Linked DNA regions of Mus musculus: region 1 is linked to region 2. Evidence: chromatin loops called from intact Hi-C (ENCODE). Cell type or tissue: heart. All regions are shown on one strand. Each heading gives the region's core, and the rest is flanking DNA. Links, peaks and the distances in the headings are about the cores only. Region 1 holds the start of Blzf1 (basic leucine zipper nuclear factor 1). Region 2 holds the start of BC055324 (cDNA sequence BC055324).

The links. Hi-C counts contacts between places; a loop is a spot of excess contacts. Peaks named below come from ENCODE experiments on the same cell type or tissue, not always from the same donor. Only the 100,000 strongest peaks of a DNase experiment are listed, where the experiment ranks them.
Region 1: it touches region 2 in a loop (6-fold over the local background); 1 of 42 quality-filtered maps calls a loop at or near these places.

The regions. Positions count from the first base shown.
Region 1 is chr1:164,305,654-164,310,990 of GRCm38, reverse strand. Blzf1 (basic leucine zipper nuclear factor 1) reads left to right here and starts at 3,507. Exons shown (of 7, transcript NM_001160209.1): 1 at 3,507-3,844; 2 at 4,475-4,552. The coding sequence starts at 4,513. Nme7 (NME/NM23 family member 7) reads right to left here and starts at 3,319. Exons shown (of 14, transcript NM_138314.4): 1 at 3,237-3,319; 2 at 2,741-2,931. In heart, for the core only: no CTCF peak of the experiment used is centred there; DNase peaks (open chromatin) are centred at 3,440 and 3,750; H3K4me3 peaks cover 2,410 bases; H3K27ac peaks cover 1,273 bases.
Region 2 is chr1:163,992,412-163,997,790 of GRCm38, reverse strand. It overlaps BC055324 (cDNA sequence BC055324), which reads left to right and starts at 2,995. Exons shown (of 24, transcript NM_201364.2): 1 at 2,995-3,181. The coding sequence starts at 3,071. Mettl18 (methyltransferase like 18) reads right to left here and starts at 2,902. Exons shown (of 2, transcript NM_027279.3): 1 at 2,720-2,902; 2 at 548-1,877. The coding sequence starts at 1,679. The coding sequence ends at 591. In heart, for the core only: a CTCF peak has its summit at 2,935; a DNase peak (open chromatin) is centred at 2,950; H3K4me3 peaks cover 2,399 bases; H3K27ac peaks cover 1,379 bases.

The DNA of each region.
Region 1 (5,337 bases), core at 338-5,337, 310 kb before region 2:
AAAAATGCACGTGACCCTACACTTAGTTATCACCTTTCTAATTTATTCTAAAGAAACAATGGATGTGTATGAGATGTACTTATTATATAGAGCGATAATGGAACAGATTAAAACACGGATTGACTCCACCAGAGAAAATGAAAAGGTAAACTGTAATTCTTAAAACTCAGCCAGGAAAAAAAAATACAAGGTTCCTGCTAAGTGAGGGAAAACATAAATTTTTCTAAAGAATTATTTATTTATTTTATGTATTTGAGTACACTGGTATCGCTGTCTTCAGACACAGCAGAAGGCATCAGATCCCATTACACATGGTTGTGAGCCACCATGTAGTTGCTGGGAATTGAACTCAGGACCTTCAGAAGAGCAGTCAGTGCTCTTAACCTCTGGGCCATCTCACCAGCCCCCACCCCAAGACATAAATTCTAAAACGATATATTCAGAGTACAATTACATTTACATGATATCTACATATATTTGTGTATGTGTGTGTATATAAAGAACAACCAAATTACAAAACAGCAATTATGAAGAGAGAAATTAGGAATCTCTGGTCTCCAAAGAGAGAGAATATTTTCTAAGAAATTTCAATAGTAAGGGTTACAGATCAGAAGAAAAAAATTGGTACTGCTAGATCAAATTAATATGGCTGAAGTTTCAAGGTAGAATCAAGAGGAAACAATTTAAATGATGAAATAGATAAAACATATGAGACACACATACACATATGCTAATACATCAAAAAATAAAATCTAAAATTCTTGCCAAGCGCCATATACTCCAGTATCTTGGGTCTGTGCCCACCTTCTCCAGTCCTCTGTTCCTCCAGAGCCTCTAATACACCTCTGCACTCACCTTGCCTCGAGGAATCCAGAGCCACCTGAGATCTTTTCTATTACTAAAATCTCAGTTTGAAAACCACATCTTGTGATGACCTTGACTGCATGTCAAACTATTTATTCTCTCTCTCTCTCTCTCTCTCTCTCTCTCTCTCTCTCTCTCTCTCTCCCCCCCCCCCCTCTCTCTCTCTCTCTCTCTCTCTCTCTCTCCCATGTGTGTGTGTGTGTGTGTGTGTGTGTGTGTGTGTGTGTGTAGGTGTGTAGACAGGGTCTCACTACACAACTCTGGCTTGCCTGGAACTCATTGTGTGTATATACACGTGTGTTGGGGCACACAAAAACGTGTATGCATATGCATGTAGAAGATAGAGGATATCCTTGGGTGTCATTCCTCATTAATTTTACATTTATGTATCATGAATGCGTGTATCAGAGTACATATATAGAAGTCATAGGACAACTTAGGGGAGTTAGTTCTCTCCTTGTATGATACGGGTCCCTTTGTTACTACTTGTTTGGTTTTTGAGACAGGCCTGGAATGTACTAAATAGGATAGGCTGGCCAACCAGTGATCCACCTGTCTCCATCTCTCCAGTGCTGGGATTACAGGCACATGCCACCATGTCTAGCTTTTGTTTTGAGTGCATTTGGGGGACTGAATATAGGTCCTCACGCTTGCAAGACAAGTGCTTCACCAACGGAGCCACCCCCAATGCTGGTTATATACTTATGTCAGTGAACAACCTCCATCCTCCACAGACACTATCACCCTATCGGCCTTTGCCACATACATCTGTCTGCCTGTGCCCAGACTGCACACGGAGGGAAGGACATCTAGCTTCCCCTCCTTTCAAAACATTTTGCTGCTTCTCAGAAAGGACTGACAGCAAATGGAGGGGAGGGGGAACCCTGAGATTTTTAATTAACTGTTTTTAGGCCTCCCCCACCCCACCCCACCCCACCCCCAGCCCCAGTTTTTCTACCAAACAGTAAGAGGACTGTCTCTAAGGTAAGCCTGCATGCCCGGAGAATTCCACTCTTCATGCTCAAGGACCAAGTTTTGATTTTGATGAATCATGAGTCACAGTAAGAAAAGTACTTATATAATAATCAGCTTAGCTGGGCGAGGTGGCGCACGCCTTTGATCCCAGCACTTGGGAGGCAGAGGCAGGCGGATTTCTGAGTTCGAGGCCAGCCTGGTCTACAAAGTGAGTTCCAGGACAGCCAGGGCTATACAGAGAAATCCTGTCTCGAAAAACAAAACAAAACAAAACAAAATCAGCATACACCACACACACACACACACACACACACCAGATCAAATGCTAACTAACTTCATGCCACAAATGGTTACAATAGATGGGAGCAAGAGAAATCAAGAGCAAAACAGATGAACGGTCACTTCCACACTTCCTTCGTTAAAGTAGAAATACGAGGCTACAGAATAGGTAAAATCATTGATTATTTGGAATCCAATACTGAATACATTGCCTCTTAGATTCTGTCAAGTGCCTAGAAAGGAGAAAAGAGGGAGGAAAGAGATTGGGTCTGTGAAGTAAAGGTTTGAAAAGGTCTCTTTGGTACCAAAGGACCAGATTGGTTAACAAAAAGGACTGCTGAACGTCAGTCAATGAGAAAGCCTCATTGTGCAGATGCCTCTTGCTAAGTCACAGCTACACCCACCTGAAGGCAACATTTTGCTCTGTCCCGTCCACCACGCACAAGTGCAGAGATGACTAAAGATGAGTTAACTAGAACTCTGTGCACTAGAGCAATGGGTACATTAAAACCATCTAAAGGCTTATTAAAACGCAAAGTATCAAGCCCCATTCCTATTCAGTCATAATTTATGGTGGTGTTGGTGAATGCTAGAACTCTCCAAGTAATCCTGAAAAACATACCTGCTAAAACACAGTGATCTGGAAAGTATGAAATGAACTAGACGCTGAGCCAGCAGACAGCTATTACTAAGCGGTCCTGGTAGGAGATGCAAGGTAGAACTCCACCGCTTGGGAGAACTGACTCCAGCACTCAGGGAGATTCAGATCCAAGTTAGTGTTGAGACAGCACCACGTCGATAAGGGTCTGCAAGCTTGAAAAACGAAAAAGATAAACAATGCAAGCTTATAAACGGTTTATTCGAAATAATTCTCATCGGGTTTTCTTAGATTCCATATCACCCCCATTTACTTTCTGTTACATTGCTCTAGCTTGAGGTCTTAGTGGCGCTAAAATGGAAATTAGGGTGCTGCAAGAAAAGGGGTGCGCAGAGGCAGAAGGAACTGCTCCTAGCGAGGTAAGAGGTGATGAAAGGCGGGGTGCCCAATCGCCCAAAGACTTGGATGTTCCGTAACCAGGGTCTCGGAGCCTTTCATAGGGCCTCCCTATAACACTTACCATAGTTTGTAGATCTCAGCACAGGAAATAGATTCCTGTACACAGGAAGACTACACCACCACCAATGATCCGGTTACTCTGGCAACGCAAGCCCCGCCTTCCTCCAGCCACTGCTTCGAAGACGCCGCCTCGAAGCTGCTTCGTCTCCATTGGCTGGGAGTAATTAGGCCCCGCCCATTCACTCAAAGATCCACCCTTTGCCTCATCGCCTGGGGCAACGCGACGCCACCTTCTCCGTTCCAACGCGTTCACTTCCGTCTGGCTGGTAGTGACCCGGAAGTTTAAGCGTCCATACCGCTTGCATTATCTATTGGTACTTTTTTTTTAAGTAGATATCTTCCAGTTTTCGCTTTCCGAGCCGATACATAGTAGACCCTGTCTCTCTTCATTTTACACACAGCACGAAGTGTCAGTTGGTCCTTGTCCTTCAGAAGAGCATTCCGGAAATGAAACCCTGTGTAATAGGAAGTGATTAGAGTGAGCGAGGCGCTGCGTGTCAGGGAGGCTTGGGCGGGTTGGCTTCCGAGTGCCAGGGGAGTTTACAAGTCAGCCGGCTGCTGAGCGAGTGAAGAGCCTGAGCGGTGGACATTGAAGTAAGGATATCACAGGTAAGTCCTGGAGCCGGCCCGTGTGCCGGACGCGGTGGGAAGAGGATGGTCTGGGCTGGAGTTCGGCAGCCATTGGTTTGGGATTTAAAGGTTGTTCTGGGAAGAGGCTCCTCCTGACAGGGACAAACTTGGGCTCATACTCCTGGGGAATGAGGCTGACAGGCTTAATTTTTCCACCTCCTCTCCTTTTAAACTCGGCACCCATGCCTCCCCACACCTTCACCCGGTGTTTCTTAGACAAGGACACTTGCTCATCGGCATCGCATGGTCCCAGCGAAGTTTCTGACTTTAAAGTCTCTGTTTGCCATTGGATAGAGTTTCAGGATGCATTCCCAGGGCAAGGATTTGTGATGTTCAGGAAGTTAGACCGGGTACTGAATCGTATACATCTAGGAACAGTCAGCTTTTAGGACGTGTGGTCACCTATTCTACAGTCTAGACTCCAGAGACCACTTAAACCTATGCCTGGGTTTTCATTATTTAACAGGTATACATTACAGCCCGTCAAAAGGAAATAATGAAGAACGTGGGTACTAAAGACAGAAACAATTAAAAAATAACTTTTAAAGTAGATGCATTCTCTGAATATATTGTTATTGCTTTAATTCTTTCGTATGTATACATCTCTAGGTCTTCGGTGAAAGTCTTGGATTGTATTCTCATTAGTTATGGAAAAAATGACTACCCTTAAAAGTTCGGAAAACAAAGGTAAGTGTTTTTGTTTTGATAATAATTGATTTGGTTTTTTGTTTGATTGGTTGCTTTTTTGGTTTGGGGGGGAGGGTTGTGTTTTGGGTTTATTTTGGAGTAGGAGGGCGTTATTTGAGACAGGGTTTCTCTGGGTTGCCTTGGCTGCCCTAGAACTCATTGGCCTTGAACTCAGAGAGCTCCCCCTTGATTATCTAGTAAGGCAGGTAATACAACTGTTCGTTTTATTTTTACTACACTGTAACTATTGTTAGTGAAAACAGATGTTTGTGCTACATGGATCAATGAAAACTATACCTATATTTGATGTCACTTGTCTGCATCCTTTAACTGTCTCGGGAGAGCAATGTGATTGTCAGTATAACAACAGAACTTTCTCTCAAGCATGTGAATAGCACTGCCATCATAGGAGGGGTGGACCATTACCTATAGGGCTCATCGCAAACCTAAAATAAACAATTTAACTAAATATTAAAATTGTAGACTTGTACATTAAAAATACAGTGATGACAGTTAATTTAGCAAACAGATAGTAAGGTCTGGGGCATTTAAATAATAAGGATCAGGTGGAAATGATTCTATGAACAAATGAATTTGGAAATGCTGGGTTGGATTGGTTATACAGGCATTTCTTAGCACTGTTAGGAAACCAGTGTATACTGTGAAACACCAGAAGCTGTGCTTCATGCATAAGTGTGCACACGCATTTGATCAAGCAACTGTTTATCCAGAGCCTAGAGAACAGAGGTTCTCAATATGTGGGCCATGACCCCCACGTATCAGAT
Region 2 (5,379 bases), core at 111-5,110:
TAGCAAATGCTCTACCACAGAGCTGCATCCCCAGCCACTTTCACACTCTGTAACAGATTCATGTTTGTTTTTCTTAATGCAAATCCAACTGCCTAGTATGCTAACACTTTGACATACGCAAATCAATAAACATCTTCTGAGTTAACACAGGCCTTGGACCAGACGCTTGAGGTCAGTATTATTCAGGGATCCAAGTCCGTATCAAAGTCTGTATCGATCTAGCCAGGCACTTCAGGGAGACAAGGAACTAACAAAGGCTGCAGAGAGATTCATAAACTTGTCAAGAAATGGGAGTATTCCCTCGGAACATGTTTATGGAGTGTTAGAGATTGTAGAAAGATCAAATAGAATGAGGATGGAGAAAGAACTTTTACACAAAGTGATTCAAGAGCTCATTAAATTCTCAAGGAAACTTGTAGTTTTACATAGAAAACATGAGGCTACTACTTCTATACTTTGCTTATTATTTCAATAAGTAAATTAAAAAAAAAAAACACCAAACCGTAATTTCAGAATAACAATAAAAAAGAAATTGAACAGTCACAAATTCTGGGGTATTCTTTTTATTTCATTACGCCATTCGGTGCATATTAACTGGGGTGCTTAAAAGTCATCTCCATTAGAAATCTCTTTAGACCTTCATCAATTACTTCAAGTGTTCGAGTCTCAAATACACCCTTTTCTTCTACAAACTTCTGGAAGAGATGAACGCCACCACCAACACCAAAATAATGTGCTTTGCTGGCCAGAAGCACCCGGCCACTCCTACTTAATAGCCTGAGGAATGTTTCATGCAAAGTGCTGTAATAATCCGGATTATAAATGGTTTCTGAAGTGAGAATGAGGTCATATTTCACAAACAGTTTTTCACGTAATACAAGCTTGCAAAACTCAGCCCACTCCCCAGAGAACAAGCGACATTTACAGATTTCTCGGCCTACTTCTGACTTCCTTTGTCTTTTCCCATCTGGCTCATTTTTGCCATTGCTGTCATCTTGCAAAGGGACATTAGCAACTACATTAGGTAAGGTCACCTCATCGATCACCAAACCGTTGTAATCTTGAAAATGAACTTCCCTAGCCCCTCCTTTGGATGCAGTTATCCCAAGCAGCCCAGACCCACAGCCAAGGTCTAACACTTTCTGCCCAGCAAATTTCACTTTGGCTTTTGTGAAGTAAGTCAAGAGGTCAAAGGTGCATTCCCAGATTTTCAAGCCTCCTTCATAAACACCTGGGATCAGATCAGAATGAGAAGAAAAGCTCTTTGAAACGATGTTTTCTCCAGGGAATTTCTCTTTCAAAGAGACGGTTTTCACTACTGCTGTGTTAGCATGCTGGGGACCTGGCAACATTTCCAAAACCGTATTTTCTAAGACGTGATTCACATCTTTAGGCATCACATGTTCTTTAGCAGGTTTCCAGGAGGGCTGGTGTTTACAAGCTTCTGGGTCATCTGACCTGTCAGCAATAGGGGGTGGGCTGCCAGTGTCTTCAGAGGAAGCTGCATTTCCCAGTGAGGAGCATTTCCAAGAGTGATCCCGAGGCAAGCCCGGACGTTCTGTAGATTGCCTTTTGTCCTGCTTTCCTTTCTGACTTTCTAAGACACAAGTTCCATCATCGAGGGATGTTAATTTATTTTCCAGATCTTCTTCTATGCTGAAATTGAATTGAAAGGCCATCCTCTTTTTCTATGCACACCGTTTTTTTACCAAAGGATGATGCTTCAGCTTCTAGAAAGAATTTAATGGCATAACCGATCACACAGTCGATTAGTTCTGTTGCGCCCAATGTCTGTTAGCTGCGTATACACCATCAGATGTATTCAGAGGGGGCTCCAAAGACGTTTTAGACGCCTTTGATCCTTTTTCAGTTCAGCCCTGGAAAGGGAAGGGGGAAAAGAAAATGTTTAAAAACAAAAACAAAAAAAGGCTGTGTGTATGCGATTTAGCAAAATGCACAGATGCCTTAAGTATTCAAAAGTAGAAGATAAAACATAAAGACAAACAAAAGAATAGCTATAGCAGCTACCACCTTCACCAGAACAATAAACCCCAAGATTTGTAGACAGGACAGCCTAGCTACCTGCTGCCTGGTCTTTTTTTTTTTTTTTTTTTTTTTGGTTTTTCGAGACAGGGTTTCTCTATAGCCCTGGCTGTTCTGGAACTCACTTTGTAGACCAGGCTGGCCTCGAACTCAGAAATCCACCTGCCTCTGTCTCCCGAGTGCTGGGATTAAAGGCGTGCGCCACCATGCCCAGCTTCCTGCCTGGTCTTTTAGTTGCCTTGTGCTCAGGCATCTTCACCTTCATCTTCCTAAATTTCTGACGCATCTACAGTAATTATTTTCTCTTTGTTCACAGTGGCATCCAGGTTTGTTCCTTCATCTCTGCCTCGCAAAAACAGTTTAAGGTTTTATTTGGGTAAGTAGGGTATCCATTTTCAAACACACACAGGTGTGTGTGATCTGGTGTGTGCAAACTCATCCAAACGGTACATTTATGTGTACGTAGTTCTACACCTTATGTGACTGGAGGGATGAATAAAGACTAGGACTGTGGAAAGTATAATCGATTGTATAGAAACATTTCCGGCAATATGCCAGACCATAACACCCGTTTTAATTTGCACATTTCTGGACGGTGGGATCTCCGTTCACTTGGCAGGAGCCGTAGGAACGGAAGCACGCACGCCAGTAAAATCATTCCTATTCTCGAACGCACCTCACAGGGGAGTAGAGTCATTCCTGGCCTCAGCCCAGGTCACCCTTGAAACTACGCGTCGTCTCAAAGTCCCCCCGGACTGAGGATAGCAAACCTGAGGACTTCTGGTCTCAGCATTGGAAAGTCAGACGCCAGGGCGAACAAACTACCGGAGAAACTCGCCTTCAGCCTACGGCGAACACCAACGAGATGAGTCCTCCAATAGCTAGAGAGGGCCCCGACGCTTGGGGGCGAGAGTGCTCCTCTCTATGGTTTGGTGGGGGCGGAGCTCTCTCAAAGCCTGCTGGGACGGCGTTCCAAGCTGTGGCGGGAGTCGTGCGGATTCGTTCGTCTCTCGGGGGTGGCGAAAGAATGTCGCAGGACGATGCGGAGGTGGCGAGCGGGGTCGTGCTGGAGGAACTCAGCAGCTGGTCGGAGGAGATGTGCCGTCGGGAGCTGCCTTCGGTGCTGCCCCGGCTCCTCATATCCTTGGAGGGCGCTGAGCGGGGGGTGTGTCGCGAGCCTGCTCCGCCCTGACGCGGGCAGCCTGGGATTCGAACTCTGTTTTGTTTTGCGAGGTGATGGTTAAGGGAACGAGGACAACCGTGGGTTGAGGGGCTAGGCGCGCCTAGCATTGTCGGACGATTGCGACTGGAGCGTTTGAAAATGATGAGTGCTCTCATGCCTTAAGTTTAGTTCTCTGTTCCTAAGTTTGCCCGGTCGGTCGCACTTGCCTAAGTGTGGGAGATGCCCGCGCTGGTGCTCAGTATCTGGATGAAGCGTGAGAGCTGAAGGATGTAGTTGTAGTTCTTCCGTGGTACCACATCTTCAAAGGATGGTCTGTAAACAAAAATGCTTTTCCCCTTTCGAACCCGTTTCCCTTTTAAGTTACAAGGCGGTGCTTCAGGTATTGGCTTTAATCGAGTTGTAATTGTGTGGAGTTAGGTGCAAAGAATAATTATGTAATGCTTTTGTGTTTGTAATTGGAAGTCGACTCCCTTCATGTAAAAGGTGATTTTAATTTTATGATTTTGATCATACCTTCTATTTAAAATTACACACACAGAAACAGACACACACACACCCCTCCAAAAACTGAAAATACCATTACATTTAGTGAAAGTTCAAACCTTGCACGAATGATGTTTCATAGTATAACTTAAGTTCTCTCACACTGAAGTCATTCCTTAGACATTAGCAAAATCCAACGTGGTGCTGATGACCGTTTTTAAAGTACTCCGTGTGTGGATATGGAATTATTTTGCTTTTTAGATGGTAGTCCTGACTGGCCTGATACTAGCTATACAAAACAGACTGGTCTTGGGTTTGCAGTAATCCTGAGTTTGCAGTGCTGGAATTTTTGTGTGTCAACGAGAAGGGTTGTTTTTATGGAATTTCCTCCTGGAAACAACTGTTTTCCTACTCAAAAGATGTTTATTTATGTAATGTGTGTCTCAGACTGCTAGGCTTAGAGGGAATGAAGATATCTGTTATTTACCCTCCCCTCAGTATTACAGGTACCACACTACATTTAGAGTACCATTTCTACCTTACCTTGCTACCTACTGAAAACGCAAATCTCATTTCCAGGTTTTCTTCTGTAAGTAAACCTTGAACACTCTTTTTGCAACCAGCTAATTATGATTTCTGATTCTAAATTACTCCATGAATCTACCTGTCCCCCACTGTGATTCTAATCTTTACAACCTGTACTAGGAATATTTTTTTTATTTTCTACATAGTTCTTCTATAATACATTCTTAACAAAGTTTAGAGTAAAAACAAGCAAACAAACAAACAAACAACTCCAAACCTCCCTCTTTTATATGTGGCTTAATTTTAAAAACACAGTCTGAACTTGTCTCCAAGGTTCCCTATAGTTTGAACCTGGCCTGTCCTTCATACATAATGTCCTTACATTCAGTCCACCAATCATCAGGCTGACCTACTTCAGGGTCTTTGTTCTCAGCCCAGCTTGTTCTCCAGTCTTTTCAACATCTCATTCTGGGCTTCCTCAGAGTTACTTTCTTACAGGAACCTTTTTATCAATCTTTTTTTGTTTGTTTGTTTGTTTTGTTTTTTCAAGACAGGGTTTCTCTGTGTAGCCCTGGCTGTCCTGGAACTCACTCTGTAGACCAGGCTGCCCTCGAACTCAGAAATCCGCCTGCCTCTGACTCCCAAGTGCTGGGATTAAAGGCGTGTGCCACCACACCCGGCTCCTTTTTCTCAATCTTAAGCAGTCCTTGAAACCTTTAACTTTTTTTTTTTTTTTTAAGGTTTTGATTGCTTTGTTAAAACACTATGATCAAAATCATCTTGGGGAGAAAAAGCTTTATTTCAGCTTGAGTGAAGTTCCATATCACAGTCCATTATCAAAGGAAGTGAGGACAGGAACTCAAGCAAAGCAGAGACCTGTGGAGAAGGACTGCTTTCTCCTCAGTCTATGGAGGAGGACTGCTTACTCCTCAGTCTGTGGAGGAGGACTGCTTGCTCCTCAGTCTGTGGAGGAGGCCTGCTTACTGGCTTCCTCCTCGGCCTGTGGAGGAGGACTGCTTACTGGCTTGCTCCTCAGTCTGCTTTCTTAGCACCCAACGCCACCAGCCCAGTGAATACTGCTCAAAGTGAGCTAGGCACTTTCACATCAGTCATCAAGAAAATCCACTTCAAATCAAGTGAGCAAA